Regions from separate parts of the Mus musculus genome. Here all the other regions are linked to region 3. Evidence: chromatin loops called from intact Hi-C (ENCODE). Cell type or tissue: left cerebral cortex. All regions are shown on one strand. Links, peaks and the distances in the headings refer to the core of each region. The heading gives the core; the rest is flanking DNA.

What was found. Hi-C counts contacts between places; a loop is a spot of excess contacts. Peaks named below come from ENCODE experiments on the same cell type or tissue, not always from the same donor. Only the 100,000 strongest peaks of a DNase experiment are listed, where the experiment ranks them.
Region 1: a loop joins it to region 3, with 2.8 times the contacts of the local background. A loop is called at or near these places in 2 of 42 quality-filtered maps.
Region 2: it touches region 3 in a loop (4-fold over the local background); 2 of 42 quality-filtered maps call a loop at or near these places.

What each region holds. Positions count from the first base shown.
Region 1 is chr15:19,018,048-19,023,940 of GRCm38, forward strand. No RefSeq gene overlaps it. Among named protein-coding and RNA genes, the nearest start is that of Gm35496, 160 kb to the right of the region's middle. In left cerebral cortex, for the core only: no CTCF peak of the experiment used is centred there; DNase peaks (open chromatin) are centred at 2,954 and 3,725; H3K27ac peaks cover 960 bases.
Region 2 is chr15:18,922,759-18,928,651 of GRCm38, forward strand. The region is part of intron 2 of Cdh10 (cadherin 10); the gene reads left to right. Among named protein-coding and RNA genes, the nearest start is that of C030047K22Rik, 110 kb to the left of the region's middle. In left cerebral cortex, for the core only: no CTCF peak of the experiment used is centred there; a DNase peak (open chromatin) is centred at 2,994; H3K27ac peaks cover 3,635 bases.
Region 3 is chr15:19,091,238-19,097,130 of GRCm38, forward strand. No RefSeq gene overlaps it. Among named protein-coding and RNA genes, the nearest start is that of Gm35496, 91 kb to the right of the region's middle. In left cerebral cortex, for the core only: no CTCF peak of the experiment used is centred there; DNase peaks (open chromatin) are centred at 2,342, 3,023 and 3,346; H3K27ac peaks cover 2,587 bases.

The sequences.
Region 1 (5,893 bases), core at 345-5,344, 73 kb before region 3:
CATCTGCTTCCCTGCTACTTGGCAGTGGTGCTTCCCCTGAGATGTTCATTTCCTGTCCTTGTGATTCTTTACGATCTAGCGTTTGATTTTCTTTTTCTTAATGGAAAAATGTATCCAATATAACTTTTCTACATTTTTCTTCTCCACCACATCTTGCTATATCATCTTCAACATCCTACTCCTCCAATTGTTCTATTTTCCTCCTTATCTCTTTCAAAACAAGTAAAAACAAACATACAAAAACGAGAAACATATTCAAAAATCATACCACTTGAAAGTGTCCTATCTAATGTGGTCTTGCATGGTATTGAATATATCAGCTCTGATCATTTGACTTGGTCTAATAAACAAAATTCTACATCTCAGTACTTGGTTCTCCTCTCCAAAGCAACAGCTGCTTCCTCTATTGCTGGAAGTAGTTAATTATCTCCCTAACTTTAGCCTTTCGTTTTATCAAATTACCCAGTTATCAAAGTCAGAAAAATGTTTGTCACTCAGTTTCCTATGTAAGTGGTTTTTCTAAACTCAGTCATGGTTCCAGACTTTAATCAGAGTAGATTACAACACTCAATCCAGCATGAGTCTCCACAGCCCTTCACATTCTTTTACAATTTACTAACCATTGCTTCCCTCCATCCTGTGTTGATACTGGCCTCTCCTTCTATCTTACTTGGTTTAAGTTTGGTTCAAGTAAGAATTAATTGACCCCTACTCATTTTTTTAACCTATAGAATTCCTAATGCTATAGGGTGGAGGATTGAACTTGAATGTAATTTCTTATTAGATGTCTACATTTTCTTTTACATTTTAGTGACTTTTTTCTATAGGTATTTATTTTCTCATCCAAACAGGATATAAGTTTACAAGAAAATGAATTTTATAACCTTTTCCCAAGATATAGAACTGTTTATTTGTATGGATGGTCAATAGACATTTGTCAGACGAATGGAAAAATTATGTTATTATTTTACTTGAAAGTTATTAAGAATGCATATAACATGGCAATGCTTCATGGACTCCTGTCTCTTCCGACACTGAACCACTCACACTGACAGGAGAAAGCTTCGTGAATCTATTCTTCATATACTAGAAACAATTTGGGATATTACTTTAAGACTGTACAATTCAACAAATCTGTAAGCCCAGCTACTGAGGCAGGAAGATCACAAGAGCAAAGTCTACAGAGTAAGTTGAACGTTACTCTGGCAACTTTGTCTCAAAAGGGGAAAAATCGTAAAATGAAAAGTAGAAAATGACTGAAAGTGTAGCCCAGTGGTAGAGTCCTTGCCTAACATTTGAAATGCCTTCAGTTCAGTCTTCAAACCTGCTAAAAAGGGAGAAAGGATAATATATAATAGAGACTTGTTTTTTGTGAAACAAAATAAGGTACAATGACTTTATAGGACACACACAAGTTAAATTGTTTTCTACACAAGTTAAATTGCTTTCTATAAAATAATATTACAGAAACGTTTACACTCTGTGCAATGATCACATCAGTGGGAACGCCACTAAAATAACTGCTAAATGGTTACCATTTCACTGACAGCTTTGGTGGCTTGGAGCCTGTGTCACTGATTTGGGAACTTACTCAAAAGTCTTGAAAAGGCTGAATAGTCGGACAGTTGCTTAGGGAAAGTGTGAGGTAAGATCAGGAAGAAATGGGAGGGTGAAATGAAGCCAAGATCTACAGACTTCAGCAAAAGCCCCCTTTCCATAGGACAGGGTTTAGCTTTGAAGTAACCTCCACAATTAATTAGTAGTTATTTTCTTCAGACCATAATACTTTATACATTCTATTTTATATACTACTCTGTACAAATTTCACTTACTAACATCACCACAATCCACTCAGATATTGACATTTAAGGAACACCTTCAAAGATTTATAGGCTAGTCATTTACTTTAGAGAGTCTCTTGATTTTATAAATTCAAAACAAAATTGGGACACAGAGATGACCACATAGATAACAATGAGAAAATATGCTCTGAACCATCAAGACATTACTTTTAAAAATACTGAAATAAACTGAAAGAATAATGAATTCTCATTTAGATAAGATTCAGTTGCAAAGCTAATCAATTACTCTCTCTCTCTCACGTCAATATCTATCTTATCATCTATCTTATCATCTATCTATCTTCTATCTATCTATCTATCTATCTATCTATCTATCTATCTATCCTTCTATCCTTCTATCTATCTATCTATCTATCTATCTATCTATCTATCTATCTATCTATCTATCTATCTATCCATCCATCCATCTAACATCTATCTATCTCTATCTATCTATCTATCTATCTATCTATCTATCTATCTATCTATCTATCTATCATCTATCTATCTATCTATCTATCTATCATCTCTCTATATCTATCTATCTACAGAAAGAAGAGGGAGAAAGTCACTTTTTTAAAACTATGAGTAATGAAACTAAAAAGCAGCGACCTCATGGAGCACTGGTAGCATGTCTGACTCCATATAAGAAGGTTGTGTGTTTAGGTCATGTCAGGGTCAAGTTAGGTGGTTTTTTTTTGTTTTGTTTTTTGTTTTGTTTTTTTTTTTTTTTTTTCTTTTCAGGGTATGGTGACTCATGCCTTTAATTACAGCACTCGGGAGGCAGAGGCAGGCAGATTTCTGAGTTCGAGGCCAGCCTGGTCTACAGAGTGAGTTCCAGGACAGCTAGGGCTATACAGAGAAACCCTGTCTCGAAAAAAAGAAAAAAGAAAAAAGAAAGAAACTAAAAAGTAAAAATGAATAAAACCTTTTTGCAATACTAGTTTTTCTTCTTGTTGTAAGTGGTTCTGATCTAGATCATATATGCATAAGACCAAAATGGACATTCTTTATTAAGCTATTTTAACAGGAAAGGATTGAGGCCATATTGGAAACCTGGTAGACTATTTGTGATTTTTTTTTTCCAGCTGTGGAATTATACTGAGTTTGGAACGTGACATTTACAACTCTGCAGGAAGGTAGCAGAGCAACTTCTTCCCCAAATTTATCTGAACAAACCTCCTACACATTGTGAAATATTTAGAAGCAGGCCTGAGATTCTTAGCATGAATTTTGCCTCTTTTTTTTTTTAATAATAAAAAAGACTGGAGTTGAGTTTTCTTCTCAGCATGTACAGCCGGCATAACTGCTATAGCTCAGCTTTATTTTCTTTCCTTTTACTACTGATACATTGAAATTTTCTTATTTCATTTCTAAAAGACTGGGTTAACATGACTAAAGCTCTAGCACATAAAAAGCTAGATAAATCTAGTAATTATATCTACTGACATTTTTTTTTCTTTTCAGAATAGGGCTTTAGCTTTACAAATCACTGTGTGAAATTGTCATCTAAATACATGATTACATTTCTTTCTTTTTTTTTTTTTTTGCTTTCAAAGAGTTAATTATTTTATCATTACAATTTGTCTGCATTTGTGATTACTGTGAGCATCCCTAAGGTTGTAGGAGCATTTGGGATCCCAATGTGTGAACATTACCAAATACTGACAGGTCTATATAATTTGGATAAAAGAAACTGAATTTTCCCTTCCATTTGGTTAAACACTTAAACCTGATATAACGTTAGTTCTCGTCACACATTGGGCATCTAAATAGCTATTGCATAAATACTCGTTGAGTGACTGATTAATCTTGGCACTCCAATACTCTGTTTTCTAATTTTGGCAGTGTGGAAAATGTCAGGTTCCATACCTTCCCCACCCTCAACCAAAAAGGCAACATGTTTCATTCATATTTGAAAAAGCATATTCTAGAAATGTCACAGCAACCTTTAAAGATGACAGTCTCTGCCTAGGAATTCTTGACAGCAACTATGCACAATTATGCCAGCTATATATCGAAATTTTCTTACATCATTTTACCAAAAGTGATAGCCTGAGAAGACAGCATGTAAGGACTGGGTGGAAGGAAGAAAAATCTTGATGCACTCTTTAAATATTTATTTTAATATAGGATAGAAAAAGTGGAGTTCAATTTTAAGTTGTTTAAAAAAGAACTAAGTGGTCTCGAATACTTAAAGTTAAACTTAGGTTTTGAGAGAATTTTCTGTATATTTATAATAGAGTCCAATTTTATATCTCTTTGTATTCAAATTGGATGAGAAATGAAGACAAGCAGAAAGGTACAATCCAAATATTTTAAAGTGTAATGCATTGTCTTAGTGATAAGATATACATCAGTGATAGACAGTCTCACCAACATGTGTGCTTAGAAAACTTGCACACAGAATTTTACGACTAATCAGTTATACTGAAAGCAACTGAGGATACATAGCCGTGGTGGTGGTGGTGATGGTGGAGGTGGAGGTGATGGTGATGGTTATTGTTACGTTATTGGACATTTATTTCCATTCTCTGTTCCAGAATCTGCATTGCGTTTTATAAAATGACACAAGTAATTGTCACAATAACTCAATATGGTAAATACTATTCTGTTCATTTTATAGCAGAGGAAAATATGATAACTGAAAATGAAGTGAAAGTGCGTAAAGTCTAACGACTGTGAAATGGAGTTGGAAGCTAAACTAGATCCAGGTGTGGAGCTCTTCTATCCACAGTTACTACTGGGGGAACTTTTCAAAAGTCAACCTTTGTCTCTCAAGATATTATGAACAATGAATACATTTATGTCAATAGTGGTAATATGAAAAGTAACATTTTTATTTAAAATAGTAGCATATTACCCTTGTAAATGCCAATATCTATAGTATATTAATTTCTGAATCAGAAGTAACATTAGTAAATATGCATTTACCAATACAGTTAGAAATCTAACAATCTTTTTTCTAATATATTTTTAGTTTAATCTCACATTTGGAACTGTATTTACCATATTAGATACATTTATACAAACTTTTTGTTTGTTTGTTTGTTTTTGTTTTTTGAGACAGGGTTTCTCTATATAGCCCTGGCTGTCCTGGAACTCACTTTGTAGACCAGGCTGGCCTTGAACTCGGAAATCTGCCTGCCTCTGCCTCTCAAGTGCTGGGATTAAAGGCATGTGCCACCACCGACCTGATTATACAAATTTATTTATTTATTTATTTATTTATTTATTTATTTATTTTATGTAAGTACACTGTAGCTGTCTTCCGACACTCCAGAAGAAAGCATCAGATTTCATTACGGATGGTTGTGAGCCACCATGTGGTTGCTGGGATTTATTTGAACTCAGGACCTTTGGAAGAGCAATCAGAGCTCTTAGCTGCTGAGCCATCTCACCAGTCCTTATACAAACTTTTAATGGCTAATAAGTTAGGAGTAATTGTACCAATGTGGGAAAATATGATCGATAAAAATGCTTTTATTGGAAAAGACAAAAGTGTCCTGACTTCTTGTTGGCAGTCTAGTGAGTTGGCGAGTTCCAGCTTCAGAGATGGACTTCATCGGAAAAGAAAAGAAAAAACAGAGGGTTTTAGGAATACATTCATCCAACATTGTCTTCAAGCTTTCACTTCCATATAGATAAATGTACTTCACATACTTTTGTACACATGCAAATACACCAAAAACACATGCAAGTATTCTAAAAACAAATGATTTTTACTTTATTGTCATGAATCAGTTAACACTCAGTTCAAGGAAGTATAAATTTGCTAGCATGTGTCTTAGACCTTCAATATTTGAGATTAGCATTCATGTTTGTGTTGATATGGGAAGCAAAGCAGTAAACAAAGATGTAAAGATGGATGCTATTTTCCAGGTCCTAACATTATTTGATATAAAAAAGTGAAGAACAGATGTATTTAGCATCATAAAATAATAAACCTTCTGAACTTAAGGATATGGAACTTCTCAGCTACCCAGATAAAATACTTACATTCATGCTAATGTGCCTTCAGACTGTGTTTTCTGAAACATAACTGCACATTT
Region 2 (5,893 bases), core at 356-5,355, 170 kb before region 3:
CCTCAAGCGTGGCACAAAACTGAATACTAGGTCTGCCAGACAAGCATGCCTTGTCTGGAAGAAGGAAGTGTGACTGGAGGGTCCCCTCACTGCTCTCCTTTCCCTACTATTTGGTTTGTTATTGTTCACTTTTAAGGATCTCTTTCTTTCAACATTCTTTCCATCAATTTTGCTTTCTCTCATCTTCCTTGCTCTATCAGTTTCAGGTGTGTGTGTGTGTGTGTGTGTGTGTGCGCGCGCGGGTGTGTGTATCAGGTAACTTCTCTAGTGTTTCTGAAAGTGTTAGAGTATTTATGAAGGTTTTGGTATAAGTTACAATATTCACTACTTGTTCATTTGACTTAGGTGTGTATCCTAAATATATATTTGGATTGTTCTCAGGAAATGGAGTTAATCTATTCATTATTGTTCACTTAATTTTGTCTACTACTCTTCTCATTCTTTTCCTGGAGGCAACATTCTGCATTCTGTCTCAGTATGGTTACAAGTCTTTCTTCCTTATTCTTTGAGTGATTTGTAGAATCCTTGTCTTCTGTCAGTCTCTACAGTTTCCTGCAAATGCAGGTTTTTTTTTTTTTTTGGTTCATGTTATTCTAAGCCTTAAATGAAATTCTGCTATTTCTACTGAGCAGGAGCAATGAAACAATTTTGCTTTAGATTTTTCTTTTTTTGTCACAAATATTAATGATGGTAGTATAATTGCATAAATTATAAATTGTATAAGTATAATAAATTAACTTGTATAATTTGGGAATTAAATGCACCAGTCTGCACTTCAGATCTTTGGCTATATGCTTTGAATCTCCCCCAATTTAGCTTGCTGTTAGTGGCAAATTTCACTGATAGTTTGGTGCAACTAATAAAATTTATGTATAGTAAACTCTATACAAGAAGCAAGAGAAATCATGTTTATCCCGTCATACAACTTACATGAGGAATGACTTGAGCTGTATAAAGACTCATTAGTGTCTCAGGCTTGAAATCATGAGTACAACAGGAGCACACAACTGTAGCACAGACCATAGCTCCATGGTGATGTCAGCAATGCCCCTGGAACTGCAGTTACTCTTTGCAATAACTATGCAGTACTATGCCTGCCTTTATATTCTTTTAGGTTCTCTGTTACAAATGACCCTATGTGGGGTTTGTATTTGCATATCAATGTTTTGACAAATTTAAATTTTTTTAAAATTATACTTATTTTAAGCCTGTGTTAGTGTTTATGCTTCTATGGGATTGTGTGCACATCAGCACAGATACCCACTGAGGCCACAGAGATGCCCACTGAGGCCACAGAGATGCCCACTGAGGCCACAGAATGGTTCCAGCTCAGATTCCCCAAGAGTTGAAATTGTAGGTGGTTGTAAGGCACCTGGCATGGGTGCTAGGAACCATACTCAGATCCTCTGCAAAACCAGTATTCACTCTTTAAAACTCAGCCATTTCTCCATCCCAGAAATATAACTTTTTTATAATGTATGTAACCATTAGTGTAGAAAAATGGTAGAATAAACTGCAATCTCACCACATTTCACAAATAAGTAGGCTGTGACAAGTACCTAGTTTTTTGGGGTTTTTTGTTTTGTTTTTTTCTTGTCTTTTGTAGGCTACATGGTTTTTCCTTTTTGTCTTTTTTTTTTTTTTTTTTTTGTAATGGTATACATCTCCAAAAGAAAATAAATACACATTTAAGTGAGTTTCTAGGGTTCAAAATAATATTGTTCCAAGGTCAACTTTATTTTGTTAAATTGGACTCTACCAGCCTTTTCTAAGATTCTCAGCTCTGTATCTACTGTCTTCTTTTCCTTTCTCTCTGTTCATTAAATATTCACAGCGTGAGCATGGCCCTGGGATATCGCTGGTTTTTTACACTGAGGTATTTCTGTGCTTTATGTCTCAAATCCCTGTCTGGAGCTTTGAAGAGATTGAAGCAGAATAGTTTGCATATATCATCATTTTTGCTTTTACATAGTATTTTGATTCGGGATAATACATTTTATCTGTACATACAGACAAGCTTCAGTGCATCTTTTTATAAAACACAGTTCGTAGTAACCACAGGTAACTATATTTATTGGACATTCCTAAAAACTACAACCTTTATCACTCATTATTCTTCATTTAGATCAGCTTTTAAATTTTTCACAGACGAGAGAGAATATCTAATATTTGTCTTTATTTGACTGGTTTAATTTATTTAGCATAGCATTCTTTGATTCCACCCATTTAATTGTAAATGCCAAGATTTTTTTTCTCCATAGGTGAATTAATAACATTGCACGTGCTGATTGCTTTTCTTATTAAATCTTCAACTGCTGATGTCTAGGTTTTGCTAAGTAATAAGTCCTTTAATATGAGGGTTCCAGAGTCTCTTCAGTGTACTGGCTTTATTTCTTTGGTAATAGAGGCAGAAATAGGATGCTTAGATTTTGGTGGAGTTCTATCTTTGGTTGTTAAGAGAAAGAGCTCATTCTTTTTATTCTTCTTTTTTGTTATCCAAAGAATTACTACCCAAGGAATGGTTGAATCCACTTGTCTACTTCTATCCTATCAGTTTCTCAGTTCTCTTATTTAACTCTAAATTCTTATCAAGTTATGAGATTCAAGATAATCTTGGCTTTCCCATACCTTTCCCATAGGGTATTATTTTGCTATTACTGTGGTTGTCTGGTTTCTGAAGACTGATTTTTTTTAAAGATATGGATTATAACTTTAATTTAAAAAAATGTTCTTCCTTTCCATCCCTTCTTTGATAGACTGTTTCGCTAAGTAGCCCAGCTGGCCTTGAACTTACTGACAGCTTCTCTGGTGCTAAGATTTCAGGCATATAACATCACACCCAGTTCAGATATGGATTTTTGAGCCAGAAAATTTTTACATAAATTTGAATATGCCTTTGTGGATTTAGTGCCTCCTTTTGTATAATAAAAATAGTGCTGTGCTCCTGCCAGCTCATGCCTATTTATAAAGAGACTATTATTTTTTTTCTATGCCAGCAGATGCCTTGGGGTAGTTTCAAGTTGAGTGTGGCATAGCATTGATACCACAAAAGTTGGAGAACACTATAAATCAGATCTTCTACAAAAGACTTACTTGAGCAATAAGACAATGTGGACTTTGTTTTGCACTGAATTAAATTTAGAAGTGAGCAGGATGAATTGGGGGCTGTGTGTGACATGTTACAGAGGCTGAGAGATTCTCCTCCACTTCTCTCCTTGCTTCTGCCCTTCAAACCATTTTATTCATTGTAGATCTTCAGGCCAAATTGGAATTTCTTCTGAGTTATTTCATTGTTCTTAGATTGACCTTGACTCAGAACTGGATAATGATGCATTCCTGGCTTCTGAGTTAAATTAATTTATTTTCTTGTCACATAACTCCTCAGTTACTCCTTACTCTGAGTCTTTTTCTTACTCTTGACCCCTGTGGCTTTTAGCGTTAATCAATCTTTTCTTAGTTTAATTGAAGCTCTTCCTATTATTTCTGACATCCTGCAGTTCATTTTTTTTCTCTCAACTCCTTAAAACTAATTCCTTTATCTCTATGGTCTTCAGTGCTCATCATCAGACTGACTATGAAGATTCACTGAAGCATTTAAACAGTGAATACTTTACCTTCTGTGTGCCAGTTAAAGCTTCCTACTGACTTTCATGTAATTAAGGAATTCAAAATTCACAGTAAAGGGTGGGGGTGGTTTCTTCTGTCAAGCATTTTGATTTGAATTCTATTGATAATAAATTCCATTATCCATTTTGAAAAATATATAGCCTCTAAATTAAGGAATTCACTAATCACACACTTATTCCCATTTAGGTTAAATTTTAAGCCAAGACATCAGATACAAGTCTCATTACATTAGATCATAAAGGTGCTGGCCTTCCTCTTGAGAGCTTCTTCTGCATCTACTCTCATTGCATGTTACCACAAAGTAAGCAGTTTCATAAACTGTTTTTAAAAATATACAAATGATTTGCTTTTAAACTATTAACAAAAAGAACATAATTATGAGTAGAAACAGTTATGTTTTACCAATGAAAATTTATTGCATTAAAATGGGAATATTTAAACTGCCAGAAATATTTTCCCACATATTCTTTACAGGTTTGTTTGTTTACGTCAAGGTGCCACACTGCTCTGCTGAAACTTAATGTGTATGCCCATATAGACATGAACTCACGGCAACAGTTTTACTGGAGCCTTCTAAGTCCACATTTTTCTAGAGGTATATTTAAATTTTGAGAATGGATTAACAGAAATTTCACAACTCCTTAAAGTGGTCAAATATAATGTAGTTGTATTTGAGTTACACAATGCAAGTTCTTAGAGTATTGTTGAGAATTGCTTTGGAACAAAGATCTGTGGAACAAGAGGTTTACATGATGAGTCAGCGCATTTGGGAAGCAGCACACTATGGCACAGCGTTGGTCACCTTTTGATCCTCCTACAGATCAACCATCCCATCAGAATTGTCATCTGTGTAAGGGGAATGGTGAGGTCTCCACATCTGTGCTTTCAGTTTTCTATGGCAATAAGTGGAATTACTGCAGTATGTAGAAATTCTATATTCAGCTCTCCTTACATTCACTGCATTCTTTACTTGTGTTTACAATACTCTGTGTTCCTAGCATCCGTGTATACATAGAAGGGTTTCAGTTTTACCATGCTCTCCCCAACATGCACGATTATTTTTGTTTTTTTGTTCTTTTTCACTTCTAATTTGAGAGCACTAATTTTAGTTTTTAGCTGTGTGTGTGTGTTTTGTGAATATGTGCCTACTTGTACTGTTAACATGTTAATCTGTGTGCATATGTGTGTGCAGTGGTGTACCTGTGGAAGTACAGGGTGAAGCTTGTCTTCAGGTTTCATCTTCTGTTTCTATCTATCACACTTTTGAGATGAGGTCTCTCAGGAAATCTGCACTGTGCTTCTCCACTGGCAAAAACTTTCCCACCTGACTTATCTCCTTGCCCAATATGAAGCCAGAAAAATGAGACACTTCTGTGGTTTAATTTATATTTCCTAAATGCTTAAACTTATTTTGTGTGCTTTCTTCTGCTTACTTGTTTGTATTTGTTGAAGAAATGCCTACCATAGTGGTTTTCTTGGTTTTTAATTAGGCTGCTTGCTTAAATTTCTTTCATTGTGAATACTTTTATTTTTTTATGAGCTGAGATTTTGTTCACTCTGAGCTCAATATTTCTTTATAGAAGTAATATTCTTGCTATATTAACATTTTCCCTCTGGTTTTTAGTTTACTTTTTTATTATTTTATAATAACTTTACCTTAAAAACCATGTCCTTGGCTTGCATGATAAAAACTAAATGCAGGAATACAAATTTACAGCAAGTACTTGTAAGGTAGTTTTCCACACAGCAGACCAGGAGACCCATTGAGCTGTTGGCACTTGAGCTAACTCTAAATAATTATGAGAAAATTGTGTAATTTCTATTTTGATTATGACGAAAAATAGGTATTTGGATGCAATGATTTTTGTAACACCCTCTCATTCTGCCATTCTGTAAGAAACGTAAAAAACAGAGAGAGGGGAAAAGAGAGATACAGAAACAAGGCTGCTCTTTTCTTATTTGAAAGTCAACTAGAAATTTTTTTTTTAGAAACACTGGTAAGAATGTCTGTGTTGACTACATTCAAGTTAAATTGTCTTACAAATGCTTAAATGGGTTTTGACTGAGGATAATGTTTCTGTATGGCACAATCTTACAACACAGTGATTAGCCTAACACACTGTCCAGGTAGTCTGCATCCTGCAACCCAAATCGTTCTGAATGCACTGACTGAAGTCAGGATTCCCTCAGAGAAGTGCATGTGCATAGCTCTTGCTGTTTGTATGTGGCTTATTATTGCACATCAGACTTGGGGGAAATGTAGCCG
Region 3 (5,893 bases), core at 363-5,362:
CAGGTTAAACTTCCTTTCCCCTTAAAGGTCATGTCCAGCAGCACCTGGAATGCATCTTTGTTCAAATGAGTGATCGCCAGAATCCTGGCCCTGTGCAATGATGTATACTATCTACTCACCCCTCAAAGGTTTGTCCCTCCTCCCAATAAACTGAACCAGTTCTCTGAAGCTGTATCCTGGGTGGGTGTGTGCTCTTTACCCACACAATCACTGATGACCATGATCTTGCCTGCACCCACCTAACTCAGCCTAGTTTCCCTCCCTCCAACTAAGTCCTGTGTGCAATGGGTCTGGCTACCCAGAGGGAGAAAAGCAGACATGGGACCACACCCATCCAACAAAGGCATGTATTGAAACTTCACAAATATCATAACTCCAGACCTCCAGATGCATAGACACTAGTGCAAAATCACAAATATGAACAACAAAGACATTGTGTCTGCTTTAGAAGACAGCAACTCTAACGCAATTCATAAAAGTAGCCGAACTACAAGACAAAGACTAAGCAATAGCAATTATGAATAGAAAAAATATTTACTGGAGAACAATTATAACTAATAGTATTTATGAGTGTGTCCAAAGATCTTTAAGAAAATAAGAATAAATACCTAAAGGAAGACTGTAAAAACAACCAAACAAGCAAGCACACACACACATAAAAACAAATAAGTAGTTGAGTGAAAGAAATGAAACAATTCAGTATGTGAAAGTAAAGTTTAATAAAGAAATACAGTTAGCAAATAAAAGCCAAACTGAAATAAAACTCAAAATGAAAAGCTCGGGAAAACAAAATAACAAAATCAAAGGTAAGCTTTACCAGCAGATAAAAAGACATGAGGGAGAGACTTTCAGGTCTTGAAGATAAGATGGCAGAACAGTGATTGCTCAGTTGAAGAACGTATTAAATCTATAGACAAATAAATAAACAAACACACAAATAATTTAATATACAGGCACAAATCATACTGGAAATCTGGGTCAAGATGAAAAGACCACACCTTTAATTCATAGGTATGGATAAAGGAGAAAAAACCAAGGTCAAAACCACAATAAATATTTTTAACAAAAGTATAGAAGAAAATGTACCTAATCTAAAGAAAGATGTCTTTGAAGATTATTTTTATTTTATTTTATTTTATTTGGAAAATAAAATCCAAGCCAAACCAACCAATCAAACAAACAAAAAAACAACACCAAAAAGCAAAAGCAAAAACAAAAAACAAAAAGCAAAAAAAAAGCAAAACAAAGCAAAAAGAACAAATAGAACAGCAAATAGCCAGTACTAAAAAAAGACATATATTTAAAAAAAATACAAATCCAATCCAAACCAACCAACCAACCAAAAAAACAAAAAAAAAAAAAAAGCAAAAACAAAAACAAAAACAAAAAACAAAAAACCCAAAAAACCAAAACAAAACAAGAAACAAATAGAACAACAAATAGCCATTACTAAAAGAAAAAAAGAAAAGAAAAGAAAAAAAAGAAAAAAGAAAAAAGTCAATTAAGAAAAAAACATTCCAAAGTGTAGAAGAGAGGAAAATATACTCACTGTTAGCATTACCAGTACAGCCACTATAGAAATCAATATGGAGATGTTTCAGTTAATTAAAAGCAAACTTTCACATTCTAGCCTTGGTTTTATTAGGGAATTACAAGTGGGAATTAAGGACAAAATGAGCACATGGAAACTAAACATTAATTTTTGTCCAGTATGAATGATGTATTATGAACGAACAGAGCGTAGGTTCTAAATTAGAATATTAGAATATGAACACATGAACCAATGACTTATGAAGGGTTCCCTGACTACTAGTCTCTAGATTCTGGTCAGTTTATTTCATCATATATTCTTTGGCCTCAAGAAACTGTCTTTGTATTACCGTCCAAAAATTCCTTTAAAAAAGCATTCCAGCGTTTTTTTTTTCTCTCCAGTTCCTAAACACTGAAAGTTTTTAAAGTTCTCTAAAGTGATATATTTTAGAATTTACCTGCTCTCTCATAAAAATATAATATTTGAATGACTGCATAGAATTTGTTGATAAAGGAGGGTGACTGATGTTTTTGGCACTGTTAGGTGTTTCTATAAATAAGAACTTTATATTTGATAGTCACATGTCTGTTTTCCAAGTTGTGATGCATATCACCAAATTATGTACATGCCTGCACATACGAAAGCATACAGCCTGTTGAGTGAACTTAGTGAAGCTTCCTCCCCATTGCCTACTGACAGCCTGCTTGGCTGGGCTGTAAGGAGTAGCATGCTTCCTTTCACCTTCCTGTCCACCTTACGAACCCGAGGCCCTTTTTCCACACTGATGTAAGTGATGGAGGGACAGATGTCTGGTTTTCTCTTTTCTACTTGTATGTTTCCTTGGAAACTGCAACCCCTTTGCTTTATTTTTCCTGACTCTGACTTCAATTTGAACACTTTTTTTTTTTCCCAGCTGAACACGTTCAATCTCCTAACCCCTTGGTTATGACCAGGGTCTAATTTGAAAGGGTTTTTTTTTTTTCACTTAAGTTCTTTTGTGATTGTTGTTATCAACATTGGCTCACAAAACCAGCTGGAGTCAGAACTGTGGCCATGTTTGGAAAGAACCATTGTATATTAGGTGACAGAAAGGAACCAACTTGTTTGGAGTTGGGAGTTGATGGGGTTAAAGGAGGGATGAGGCTATCAGAGTAAGTCTGTTAGGTATACATATGAAGAAAGACATGAATTCGATTGGGGAATGTATATGTGTTTTCCTTTAAATCCCTATGTCTTACTAACTTTATGTTAATGTAGGCAATTTCAGTGATACGGGGGCAATTTAATCCAGCATTCTATGTTAACAGTTAGCCCAGTTTGCTCAATACAAAAGTAATTTCATCCAGCATCCTTTATGACCAGTTAACCTAGTTTGATCAGTACAACTAGCTCAACATCTGAAGGTAGGTTCTGGTCTTTTCAGGGGGAAGGGAGCCTCAGGTCGTTTCTGAGCTTTGAAGAACCAACTGTTCTTGCTGAGATGGGTGTGGGATGTGCGTATGGGGGTGGTTCTTAAGTAGGCTGTTCTGGAAATATAATGCTGTGCTTTATCTACACGGCACAGTAGTAGGTGGCTGCTGCTTCTTTCTTCAAAAATTTTCATCCAAGGTTGAAATAGAGGTTTGAAATTTTTTACTTACTTGAGTTTTCTTGTCCCGACATATATCGGATACTCAAAAATGCTGATCTTGTTTTTATTGGTACCACTAGATACCTATTTTGCTAAGTGTTGTCCCTGGAAGAGCCGTAACTGGAATGTTTTCAGGCAGGAGAGAATCCCGCTAAGAACAAAGGAAGGTTGTCTCATCTTTTCCTGCTTTGCCCTCTGCTTGTTTGGACACAGCCCACTACCTCAGGAGTGGCAGCTGCTCTCTGTATTTAAAGGAGTAGGAACCTTACCCACGAATACCCCATATAGAGAAAAGTGATAACAATGAACACTGAATGTTTGCAATATTTGAATGCCAAAGGAAGAAGATAGACAAGAGAAAGAACACAGATCGGGGAACTGGAGAGATAGCTCAGTAGTTCAGAGCACTGGCTGCTCTTCCAGAAGTCCTTGAGTTCAATTCCCTGCACTCACATGGTAGTTCATGGCCATCTATAAAGAGATCTGACATCCTCTCCCAGCATGCAGGTATACATGAAGCAGAGCAGTCATAAATGAATAAATGAAATAAACAAAACAAGTAAAACCAAATAAAAAATATTAACACAGAAAGGCCATCAATTGAGCAAAAATAATACTGGAAGAGGAAAAATTAAGTATTTGTGTTATCATTGTGAACGTGTAGACATTCCCAATGACCTTTTCAGCCTTTATATAATGACTAGAGAGTGGGGAATTATCATACCTCAATTCTGTTGAATTTACACATCAATGTAACTTTGCTGTTTTGGCAATGTAGTACATTTGACTTATGTTTTTCACTCAATGCTATTTTACTAAATAATATCTCCCTAGTTGTAGCATGCTAGCCAGGGTGTGCCTGGCAGGAGCTTGTGATGCAGCAATCCTACAAATATGCAAGCCAAGGATTTTCTGTTTGGGAGGCAACAAGCCTATCCTGGTTCCCAAGAGCGACTGATAATTGTTATCACACATAAGCATCTGGTAAACTTTTTAAAGTTGCATTTCTTACGTGTCATGTTCAGGAGAGAAGTGTCTGTAATCCTTGGTCTAATCTGCTGATCTGATCAGTGTATATTTCCAGTAGCAGACAGAGTTCACTGGGCTCGGCACTGGTCGCACGTGACCTATGATGCTTTACATACGGGTGATTAGAGTCGGGATTCAGAGGATGGTAGAAATTATATGTAGCATACTAATGTAAGAAATTTTTGAGCCTGCAGGTGGGAGTGTGGAACACAGAGGCCAGCAGCTCCTGGGAAAGGCGAGAGCCACATAGCATCTGAGGCCGCGCCATTTCCGGCTCCAGACAACCGGCCACCTTCCTGGTGAGAGCACAGGGGTGTGCCCTGCCCTAGAGGCTTCTGCCTCACTTTCCACGGGGGCCACCTTGGTTCCGGGACTCCGTGGCGGGCGGTCTGTGGGTGAGAGTGTGGAACACAGAGGCCAGCAGCTTCTGGAACGGGCGAGAGCCACAGAGCCTCTGAGGCCGCGCCATTTTCGGCTCCAGACAACCGGCCATCTTCCTGGTCAGAGCACAGGTGTCCGCCCAGCCCGAGAGGCTTCTGCCTCACATTCCTCGGGGGCCACCTTGGTTCCAGGACTCCACGGAAAGTAGTCTACACAGGTGAGAGTGAGGACTACTTAAACAAAGGCTTCTGTGACAGGCCAAAGCAACACAGCTTCTGGGAAAGATCCTGTCTTGGGCCTTCATCCTCAGCCAGGAGGAGGTCCAAACACCAGATAACTGTTCACCTTCCCTGAAAGAGGAGAGCTTGCCTGCAGAGACTGCTCTGACCACTGAAACTCAGAGGAGAGAGCTAGTCTCCCACGTCTGCTAATAGAGGGTAACAAAATCACCAGAGGAACAATCTCTAAACAAAGACAACTATAACAACTAAGTCCAGAGATTGCCAGATGGCAAAAGGTAAATGTAAGAATCCTACTAACAGAAACCAGGACCACTCACCATCATCAGAACCCAGAACGCCCACTTTGCCCAGTCCGGGGCACCCTAACACAACTGAAAAGGTAGACCTGGATTTAAAAGCATATCTCATGATGATGGTAGAGGACATAAAGAAGGACTTTAATAACTCACTTAAAGAAATACAGGAGAACACTGCTAAACAAGTAGAAGACATTAAAGAGGAAACACAAAAATCCCTTAAAGAATTGCAGGAAAACATAACCAAACAGGTAGAAGACATTAAAGAGGAAACACAAAAATTCCTTAAAGAATTGCAGGAAAACACAACCAAACAGGTGATGGAATTGAATAAAACCATCCAAGACCTAAAAAGGGAAGTAGACACAATAAATAAAACCCAAAGTGAGGCAACCCTGGAGATAGAAACACTAGGAAAGAAATCTGGAACCATAGATGCGAGCATCAGCAACGGAATACAAGAGATGGAAGAGAGAATCTCAGGTGCAGAAGATTCCATAGAGAACATCGGCACAACAATCAAAGAAAATGGAAAATGCAAAAAGATCCTAACTCAAAACATCCAGGAAATCCAGGACACAATGAGAAGACCGAACCTACGGATAATAGGAGTGGATGAGAATGAAGATTTTCAACTCAAAGGACCAGCAAACATCTTCAACAAGATTATTGAAGAAAACTTCCCAACTCTAAAGAAAGAGATGCCCATGAACATACAAGAAGCCTACAGAACTCCAAATAGACTGGACCAGAAAAGAAATTGCTCCGGACACATAATAATCAG